2 separate regions of the Homo sapiens genome follow, and region 1 is linked to region 2. A link is an interaction called in ENCODE POLR2A ChIA-PET data of the cell type or tissue named here. Cell type or tissue: HepG2. All regions are shown on one strand.

Region 1 (5,000 bases), 170 kb after region 2:
TTCTGTCTCCCAGGCTGGAGTGCAGTGGCACGATCTTGGCTCATTGTGCTTTCTGGTTTCAAGCAGTTCTCCTGCCTCAGCCTCCCAAATAGCTGGGATTACAGAAATGCACCACCATGACCATGTAATTTTTGCATATTTAATAGATGGAGTTTCTCTACGTTGGCCAGGCTGGTCTCAAACTACTGACCTCAGGTAATCTGCCTGCCTTGGCCTCCCGAAGTGCTGGGATTACCGAGGCCCGGCCCAAGTATTGAACTCTAATACCAGATGTCAGGGATCACGCTGGGCACTGGAGAAATTAAAAAAAAAAAAAAAAAAGGAATGGGGCTGGACGCGGTGGCTCACGCCTGAAATCCTAGCACTTTGGGAGCCCAAGGCGGGCGGATTACCTGAGGTCTGTTTGAGACCAGCCTGGCCATGAACATGGTAAACCCCTACTCTACTAAAAATACAAAAAATTAGCTGGGTGTGGTGGCATACACCTGTAATCCCAGCTACTCTGGAAGCTGAGACAGGAGAATCGTTTGAACCTGGGAGGCAGAGGATGCAGTGAGTGGAGATAGTGCCATTGCACTCCAGCCTGGGCAACAAGAGCCAAACTGTCTCAAATAAAAAAGAAAAAAAAAGTTAAATACTTGGATGAATAAAAGCAGTTAATGACAACGTGGTGAGGCTATTCTGTTAATTAATGGAATAAGAAATACTAGGGATAATGAAAAGATGTTTGATGTTTATTTCCACCTTGCACTCAGGTCTGAGCCACAAGTACATTAAGACATTGAATGGTATCACCCAGGGAATACGTAACCAGACAACACACAAGACTGAGATGCACAAGTGGTGGTGGTGGTAATTCACGCAGAAGGAACCAGACAGTAAAACAAAAATTGCCCAACACACCAAATGATCAAATCCGCCACCTCTAGGATAGGCAAACTTGATTGCTGGGTTAAGAACCCTAGAGGTCTGTTAAGGTGGGCAGAGAAGGGGTTTTCTCAGCTTAGATTGTCCTGACATCTAACTGCCAGCAAGCACTGTACATATAATTTCCTGAGAAACCAAGTCCTTAGTGGGAAGGGTATCCCTTTGACCAGATCTTATGGCTTAAATTGGTCAGGTTTGCAAAACCTCAAAGCCTCCATAACCAAAGCTAGGGAGAGGCTCTATATGCTACAAGCAGTACCTCCTCACTGCAGGTAGTCTGCGCCTTAACCCTCTGCAGGGAGACTGACTGTAGCACCAAGTACCTGGCTTTTTAGACTCTACATAGGAATTCCACCATAATTAAGATGTATAAACTTGACCTACAGCCTAAAGCCCAATATGCTTCCCTCAAGAACATCAACAGTGTTCAAGCTTAGCTTTGTTACAGAAAATGAGGTAGGGTGCGGTGGCTCACATCTGTAATCTCAGCAGTTTGGGAGGCCAAGGCAGGCGCATCAGCTGAGGTCAAGAGTTTGAGACCAGCCTGGTCAAAATGATGAAACCCCATCTATACTAAAAATACAAAAATTAGCTGGGCATGGTGGCACACGCCCATTATCCCAGCTACTCAGGAGGCTGAGGCACTAGAATCACTTGAACCCAGGAGGCGGAGGCTGCAGTGAGCTGAGATCACGCCACTGCATTCCAGGGGAAAAAAAAAAAAAAAAAACCGCAACAGATGTCTCAATTTTTGACATTAGTCATCTTGAAGAACACCTCTAAATGCATGAACTCACTGCAGACTGACCCAACCTCTTAATTCTGGCTCCTTGCTTTTCCTGCCTCTGCCTACCTTTGAGACACAAGATCTGTGAACACCCAGGCTGTACAGTGGCATGATAATAGCTCACTCTAGGCTCAAGCAATCCTCCCACGTCAGCCTCCAGATCAGCTAGGACTAGGCATGCACCACCAGGCCAGGCTAATTATTTTTTGTAGAGACAGCGTCTCACTATGTTGCCCAGGCTGATCTTGACTCCTACCCTCAGGTGGTCTTCTGCCTCAGGTAATACATTACAGACAGTGAGCCACCATGCCCAGTTGCTGCCTACATTTTCAATATTCCACTCAACAAACATTGACACTTCCTGGGACTGGAAAGTAAAAAAAATCTAAGTACTGTGTAGAATTAAGCAAACAAGTGATGTTTCAGAAGTAACCCATTACTGCTTAAAATAAAGCCTACATCAACACTCTTAACTCAAACGAGGACAATTGTTATTTAGTTTTTATTTCATAATCATAAACTTAACTCTGCAATCCAGCTAGGCATGGGAGGGAACAAGGAAAACATGGAACCCAAAGGGAACTGCAGCGAGAGCACAAAGATTCTAGGATACTGCGAGCAAATGGGGTGGAGGGGTGCTCTCCTGAGCTACAGAAGGAATGATCTGGTGGTTAAGATAAAACACAAGTCAAACTTATTCGAGTTGTCCACAGTCAGCAATGGTGATCTTCTTGCTGGTCTTGCCATTCCTGGACCCAAAGCGCTCCATGGCCTCCACAATATTCATGCCTTCTTTCACTTTGCCAAACACCACATGCTTGCCATCCAACCTTGAAAAGGAAGAACAATCACTATGACTGGCAACCACAAACAAGCAGCCTCCATGTGTCATGAACCAAGACGAGAAAGGTAGCTTTTTTTTTTTTTTTTAACTGAAGCCTTTTGTACTAAATGTCATTAAACATGATTCTCCAATTACCATTAAAGAGTTACACATATAGGCCGGGTGCGGTGGCTCACGCCTGTAATCCCAGCACTTTGGGAGGCCAAGGCGGGCGGATCACGAGGTCAGGAGATCGAGACCATCCTGGCTAACACGGTGAAACCCTGTCTCTACTAAAAATACAAAAAATTAGCCGGGCATGGTGGCGTGTGCCTATAGTCCCAGCTACTCGGGAGGCTGAGGCAGGAGAATGGCGTGAACCTGGGAGGCGGAGCTTGCAGTGAGCCGAGATCGCGCCACTGCACTCCAGCCTGGGCGACAGAGCGAAACTCCATCTCAAAAAAGAGTTACACATATAGAATGAATTGCGCCCCCCTCCCCCAAAAACAAACAAAACAAAACAAAAACCCCAAAGAAACAAAAAACCCAACCAACCGCATGTTATTAATAGTAACATAAAAGCAGCACTTAATTGGGTGGGCACAGTGGCTCATGCCTGTAATCCCAGCACTTTGGGGGGGTCAAGGCAGGCAGATCACTTGAGCCCAGGAGTTCGAGACCAGCCTGGACAACATGGTAAATCCCGCTCTACTAATAATACACAATTTAGCTGGGAGTGGTGGTGCATGCCTGTAGTTCCAGCTACTTGAGAGGCTGAGGCAGAAGAATTGCTTGAACCCGGGAGGAGGTTGCAGTGAGCTGAGATGGCACCACTGCACTCCAACCTGGGAGATAAGAGCGAGATCCAGTCTGAGAAAAGAAAAAAAAAAAAAAAGCACTTAATTGGTTGGGCGCAGTGGCTCATGCCTGAAATCCCAGCACTTTGGGGGGCCAAGGCAGGTGGTTCACCTTAAGTCACGAGTTCAAGACCAGCTTGGCCAACATGATGAAACCCCGTCTCCACAAAAATACAAAAAATTAGCCAGGCATGCTGGCACACATCTGTATTCTCAGCTACTCAGGAGGCCAAGGCAGGAGAATCGCTTGAACCCAGGAGGCAGAGGTTGCAGTGAGCCCAGATTGTGCCACTGCACTCCAACCTGGCAACAGAGCAAAACTCCATCTCAAAAAAGTAGCACCTAATTCAACCACCCAGCTAAGGGCCAAGTTTCTATCATAGTATCTGACATTCTGTATCACATTGGCTATATTTGTCGTTTATGTATGCTCTTCTTCTAGTATCTTAGGGATGAAAAAGTCTGTGGAAGCAAAGGTTGAAGAAAAGTAGTGTTTGTTCCGTTCCCCCCAGGGCAACTTTTCATTTAGTCAGGTGGTTAGTGTGCCATGTTGTACCCTTACCACTCAGTCTTGGCAGTGCAGATGAAAAACTGGGAACCATTTGTGTTGGGTCCAGCATTTGCCATGGACAAGATGCCAGGACCCGTATGCTTTAGGATGAAGTTCTCATCTTCAAATTTCTCCCCATAGATGGACTTGCCACCAGTGCCATTATGGCGTGTGAAGTCACCACCCTGTCAACATATAGGAAAAATGTCACTTCTGACAACATAACCATGAAGTGTGCCAAATCTGCAAGGTTCAAACTTTAAACCCAAGTTCAAACTGAATAGAAGGGTTAAATAGAACCGAAATGGTAGAGTAACAGTTCAGATATGTGTATCCTGAAATATTCTGGCTCAATCCCAAATGAAGGGAGCAACCCAAATAAAATAAAATTCAGTAAATTTCGTACCTGACACATAAACCCTGGAATAATTCTGTGAAAGCAGGAACCCTTATAACCAAATCCTTTCTCTCCAGTGCTCAGAGCACGAAAATTTTCTGTTTAAAAAAAAATTAAACACATATATACATACATAAAAATATATATATACACACACACACACAAACTGTCACAATTGGAACATCTTTGTTAAACTTAGAAAATGGACCAACCTGCTGTCTTTGGGACCTTGTCTGCAAACAGCTGTAAGAGAAAATTACAGTTAATTAACATCTGCTTATTTTGTTGCTTAGTACCCATGTCTTTAGGGGCTTCTGAGTCATAAATTCATTTTCTCACTAGAATACTTCTTCAGTAATTACTTTAATTCCCAAGAACTGCTCCTGACAGCCATAAGGCCCTGCAGGCAGTTGGGTTAAGAAACATGAAACCCAAAGACATGCCAAAAATCCAATACTAGTCATAACTTAAATAGTGAGACTTCTAGAAAGTGTCTCAAACTTTTAGTACATCACACCTACTTCTGAAAAGATATATGGCTTCTTAAATGTCTATCACCACCCCCCAACTTGAGCTAGAACTTACAAGGCAAAATTCTAAGGAACAGCAAGCACTGCTGCACGATCAGGGGTAAACAGCTGTTCTTTTAGTCACTTGTA
Region 2 (5,000 bases):
AACTGTGGCCTGCCCACTGTGTCCTCTGGTTCACAGACAGTGTTTCCACAGACTCCGAACTCCCCCACTGAACTGGGAGCACCCTATGACTGGAGCAGTGTCTCTAGGGACTTGGAGCTCCCCACTGAGTTAGGAGTTCCCTGCAGCACAGACATGGTCCCCACCAACTCTCAGCTCCCCAGTGCAGTGGGAGCTCCCTGGAACACAGCAGTTTCTCCCTGGTACACAGGCGGTGTTTCCATGGATTCTGAGCTCTTTACTGAGGTGGGAGCTCCCTGAGACAAGCACAGTGTCTCACAGACTCTGTGCTCCCCATGAGACAGGAGCTCCCTGGGTAGCGGGCAGGGTCTCCAGGGTCTATGAACCGCCCGCTGAGGTGGGAGCCTCCTGGGATGCAAGGAGTGCCTTTAAGGACTCTGAGCTTCCATGGTGTGGTGCTCCCTGGGACACGGCAGTGTCTTCACGACTCTGACTTCCCACTGAAGTCACACTCTCTGGGACACAGCAGTGTCTGTAAGGACTCTGAACTCCACTGAGGTGGGAGCCCCCTGGGCTGTCTTTCCAGTGAGTCTGCACTGAGGTGGGAGCTCACTGGGAAACCAGTAGTGTCTCTGTGGACTCTGACCTTTATTTGAGGTAAAAGCTCCCTGAGACACTGGCAGTGTCTCCACAGACTCTGAGCCTCCCCCTGGTGGGAGCCCCTGGGAACACAGAGGGCGTCTCCACAGACTCTGAGCTCTCACTGAAATGAAGCTCCCTGGGACTCCGGCAGGATCTCCACAGACTCTTACCTCCCCACTGAAATGGGAGATTTTGGGACATGGGCAGGGTCTCCATGGACTCAGAGTTCCCCCATTGAAGGGGGAGTTCGGTGGCACATGGGCATTGTCTCTAATGACTCTGAGCTCCTGGCTGAGGGGATTGCTCCCTGGGACGTTGCCAGGGTCTCCACAGACTCTGAGCTCCCCATGAGGTGGGAGCTCCACAGGATTTGGGCAGGGTCTCCATGAACTATAAACTCTCCACTGAGGTGGGAGCTCCCTGGGACACAGAGAGTTTTTTTCAGACTCTGAACTCCCATGAAATGGAGCTCTTTGGAGCATGGACAGTGTCTTTAAGGACTCTGAGCTACCCACCGAGGTGGGAGCTCAGTGGGACATGTGAAGCAGTGTCTCCACGGACTCTGGGCTGCCCACTCAGGTGGGCTGTGTCTTGGACACAGGCAGTGTCTCTATCAACTTTGGGCTCTGCTCTGAGGTAAGAGCCCCCTGGGACAGGGGCACTATCTCCTTGGACTTTGAACTCCCACCAAAGTGGAGCTCACTGGGACAGTGGCAACGTCTCCACGGATTCTGAGCTCCCGCTGAAGTGGAGCTCCCTGGGAATCAGTCAGTGTCCAAGAACTCTGAGCTTCCCTGAGGTGGGAGCCCTCTGGAACACAAGGAGTGTCCACGCAGACTCTGAGTTTCCATGAAGTAGGGCTGTCTGGGACACTGGCGGTGTCTCTATGGTCTCTGAGCTCCTCACGGAGCTGGGAGCTCCCTCGGACATGGGCGATGTCTCCACAAACTCTCCATTCCCCTATGAGGTGGAAGCTCTCTGCGACATGACCATTGTCTCTGTGGAATCTGAGCTTCCCACTAGTGGGAGCCCCTTGGGACACAGGGCAGGGTCTCCACAGACTCTAAGCTCCCACTGAAGTGGAGCTCTCTGGAATAACAGCAGGATCTCCACAGACTCTTACCACCTCCAGTGAAGTGGGAACTTTTGGGACACAGGCAGTGTCTCCATGGACTCTGAGCTCCCTGCTGAGGTGGGAGTTCATGTGGCACCAGTTGTGTCTCCACAGACGCTGAGCTCCCTAGGACATGGGCTCTCCCTGGGTGGAGAGCAATGTCTCCACGGAACCTGTGCTCCCTACTGAGGTGGGAGCTTCCTGGGACAGGGGCAGGGTCTCCAGTAACTCTGAGCTCCCACTGAAGTGGAGCTCCCTAGGATTCTGCAGTTTGTCCACAAACTCTTACCTCCTCACTCAGTGGGAGGTTTTGGGACCCGGGTAGTGTCTCCACATACTCTGAGCTACCCACTGAGGTGGGATCCCCCTGGGTCGAGGGCAATGTCTCCACAGGGACTGAGCTCCCTACCAAGATGAGGTCTGGCACAAGAACAGTGACTTCATGGTGGAGTCATAGCTCCCACTGAAGTGGAGCTCCCTGACCCACTGAACAGCTGAATGGGGAGCTTGCTGGCACACAGAAACTGTTCACACTGTCTGACCTTCCCCCACGTTTGTTCGTTCAATACTGGAAGGAAGCGCAAGTCTGTTTGTTCTCCTGCCTGTGTGTGTGTACAGGGGGACATCCTGGGAGCTTATTTGTCTAAAGGATGCCTGTGTCCTCTAGTTGCTGAGAGGCAGTGAGGACAAGCAGCTGCATGAACTGCACTTGGAGAGAAACCCTGCTGTATACAATTTCACACACCAGGGAGCAGGACTCAACATGACTGTGCACAGTGTGAGTGTGAGGGGCACCAAGGGCTCAAACTGGGCTCAGTGTCAGGGCCTGAGTGTGGTGGTAGGGAATGGGCAGCACTCAGCACAGGCCAGGGTGAAGTGAACTGTTTGCGTGAGTGGGGAGGGTGCTCGGGGTGGAGTGAAAATGGCTGATGGAGGGGACAGAGTGCAGGGGTGAGCAGGTGCTTAGGCTGGAGTAATCAGGTTCAGGAAGGGGACAGGGGACAGGGGTGAGCAGGTGCCTAGGATGGAGGAATCAAGCCTCAAGGGAGACAGGTGTCCTGGGCCCAGTGTGGCTTTGGAGTGATGAATCCCTTCTACCCTAGGCCTTGGACAGTGATGAGCAGAGCCACCAGGCAGTGACCGAGGCCATGAGGGTCATCGGCTTCAGTCCTGAAGAGGTGGAGTCTGTGCATCGCATCCTGGCTGCCATATTGCACCTGGTGAGCCTGGCTCAGAAGCCTGGGAGGGCTACTTCCCCACAAGGGTTTCCTGGCTGGGAAGCACCCAGGGATGAGGAGGAGACTGGCTGGAGATGCCCCAGCAATGTGCTAGGCTGACTGCCTCTCCTGCAGAAGCTGAGCTGCTCGAGTGATGAGCTCAGTTGATACATGGTCCAGACCCCATTCTTAGGGCCAGGTCAGCCAGGCGCAGTAAAAGCTGAGCATCATGCAGACTGCCTCTTAGTGCAGTCATGAGCTGTGTGGCTTTGGTTGCATTTACTCAGTGCCTCTTGGCCTCAGTTCTCTCTAAGCGGCATGAGGAGTAAGTAGTGCAGGGCTCCGCTGGCTGTGGGAGGATGCGATGGGGTCATTCACATGTCATTTGGACTCGAGGCCTCGAGGCCTTGGCAGAGACTCTGGTGTGCCCATGCCCCCTTCCCCCAGTCTCTGGCTGTGTCTGTGCCCATGGTGAGCAGCTGACCATGCTGGTCTGAGAAGGAGCTGTACTCTACCGCATCCATGTCCCCTGCTTTCCTTCCTCCTTCTTGTCCAAAGTTGTCCAGGCTCTTTTGAGACATGGAGCCCGGACTGTTCATGGTTTTCCCATCACCAGGGAAACATCGAGTTTGTGGAGACGGAGGAGGGTGGGCTGCAGAAGGAGGGCCTGGCAGTGGCCGAGGAGGCACTGGTGGACCATGTGGCTGAGCTGACGGCCACACCCCGGGACCTCGTGCTCCGCTCCCTGCTGGCTCGCACAGTTGCCTCGGGAGGCAGGGAACTCATAGAGAAGGGCCACACTGCAGCTGAGGCCAGCTATGCCCGGGATGCCTGTGCCAAGGTACTTTGGGGGCAGGCACAGGGAGGGAAGCCCAGGAGGCCTTCATGGGGGAGGCCAGGCCAGAGGCAGCAGGAAGCAGGGTGTTCCTATCCCCCAGGCAGTGTACCAGCGGCTGTTTGAGTGGGTGGTGAACAGGATCAACAGTGTCATGGAACCCCGGGGCCGGGATCCTCGGCGTGATGGCAAGGACACAGTCATTGGCGTGCTGGACATCTATGGCTTCGAGGTGTTTCCCGTCAACAGGTGGGTGGCTGGCCAGCCACATCTCCACCTCTGACACCCAGCAGCTTTGCCCACTTAGTTCTGGAAAGCTCGGCTGGGGCTGGGCAGCAGGAATGTTGGGGTTTCTCCCGGCTGGTCCCTGGGCCCAAGGCTCATGCCTCCCAAACCTGCCTCACCTGCACCCTCTGACCATTGATGTCCTGATGGAAGGCAGAATTACGGGGCATGAGTAATTCCTGGTTGTGACTCCCAAGTCCACTCCAGAACGTGCATGCAGGAGGTGTGGGTGGGGTAAAGGAGTCCAGGGCAGGGATGCATAAGCCACAGGGAAGCCACACAGGGTGCTGGCACCAGAACCCTCAATGAACATTAGCAGAGATGTTCAGGGGAGCAGCCACCCATTACCATGCACTCCACAAGCAGCGACCTCCCCTCTGAAAGGCCCACCCCACCCCCAGTTTCGAGCAGTTCTGCATCAACTACTGCAACGAGAAGCTGCAGCAGCTATTCATCCAGCTCATCCTGAAGCAGGAACAGGAAGAGTACGAGCGCGAGGGCATCACCTGGCAGAGCGTGAGCACTGTGGCCTGGAGGGAGGCCAGGCAGTGGGGTGTGGAGGGGCCTCAGCCCATGGGGAGGGGCCCGGGCTGGCCTGACAGGTGGCTGAGTGTGGGGCGGAGGAGGGGAGGTGGCCTGAAAGACCTTGGGAGCTTCCTTGCTGGCTGCCTTTGCCCCAGGTTGAGTATTTCAACAACGCCACCATTGTGGATCTGGTGGAGCGGCCCCACCGTGGCATCCTGGCCGTGCTGGACGAGGCCTGCAGCTCTGCTGGCACCATCACTGACCGAATCTTCCTGCAGACCCTGGACATGCACCACCGCCATCACCTACACTACACCAGCCGCCAGGTGCCCCCGGCTGTCCCAGTGCCACCACAGTGGGCTGGTGGGACCTGCCCCACAGGCACCATGCTGCCCATGCCTCG

What was found. Peaks named below come from ENCODE experiments on the same cell type or tissue, not always from the same donor. Only the 100,000 strongest peaks of a DNase experiment are listed, where the experiment ranks them.
Region 1: POLR2A ChIA-PET joins it to region 2 with 5 read pairs; 9 of 35 experiments call an interaction of 5 or more read pairs at or near these places.

Annotation. Positions count from the first base shown.
Region 1 is chr7:44,798,831-44,803,830 of GRCh38, reverse strand. It overlaps PPIA (peptidylprolyl isomerase A), which reads right to left. Exons shown (of 5, transcript NM_021130.5): 2 at 4,554-4,584; 3 at 4,351-4,439; 4 at 3,957-4,129; 5 at 714-2,544. The coding sequence ends at 2,409. Among named protein-coding and RNA genes, the nearest start is that of PPIA, 4.6 kb to the right of the region's middle. In HepG2, no CTCF peak of the experiment used is centred here; no DNase peak of the experiment used is centred here; H3K4me3 peaks cover 487 bases.
Region 2 is chr7:44,969,628-44,974,627 of GRCh38, reverse strand. MYO1G (myosin IG) reads left to right here. Exons shown (of 22, transcript NM_033054.3): 6 at 2,403-2,513; 7 at 2,839-2,955; 8 at 3,569-3,793; 9 at 3,891-4,036; 10 at 4,474-4,588; 11 at 4,753-4,923. Among named protein-coding and RNA genes, the nearest start is that of MYO1G, 6.9 kb to the left of the region's middle. RefSeq lists a silencer at 565-644. In HepG2, a CTCF peak has its summit at 707 (motif pointing left); DNase peaks (open chromatin) are centred at 617 and 2,337; H3K4me3 peaks cover 709 bases.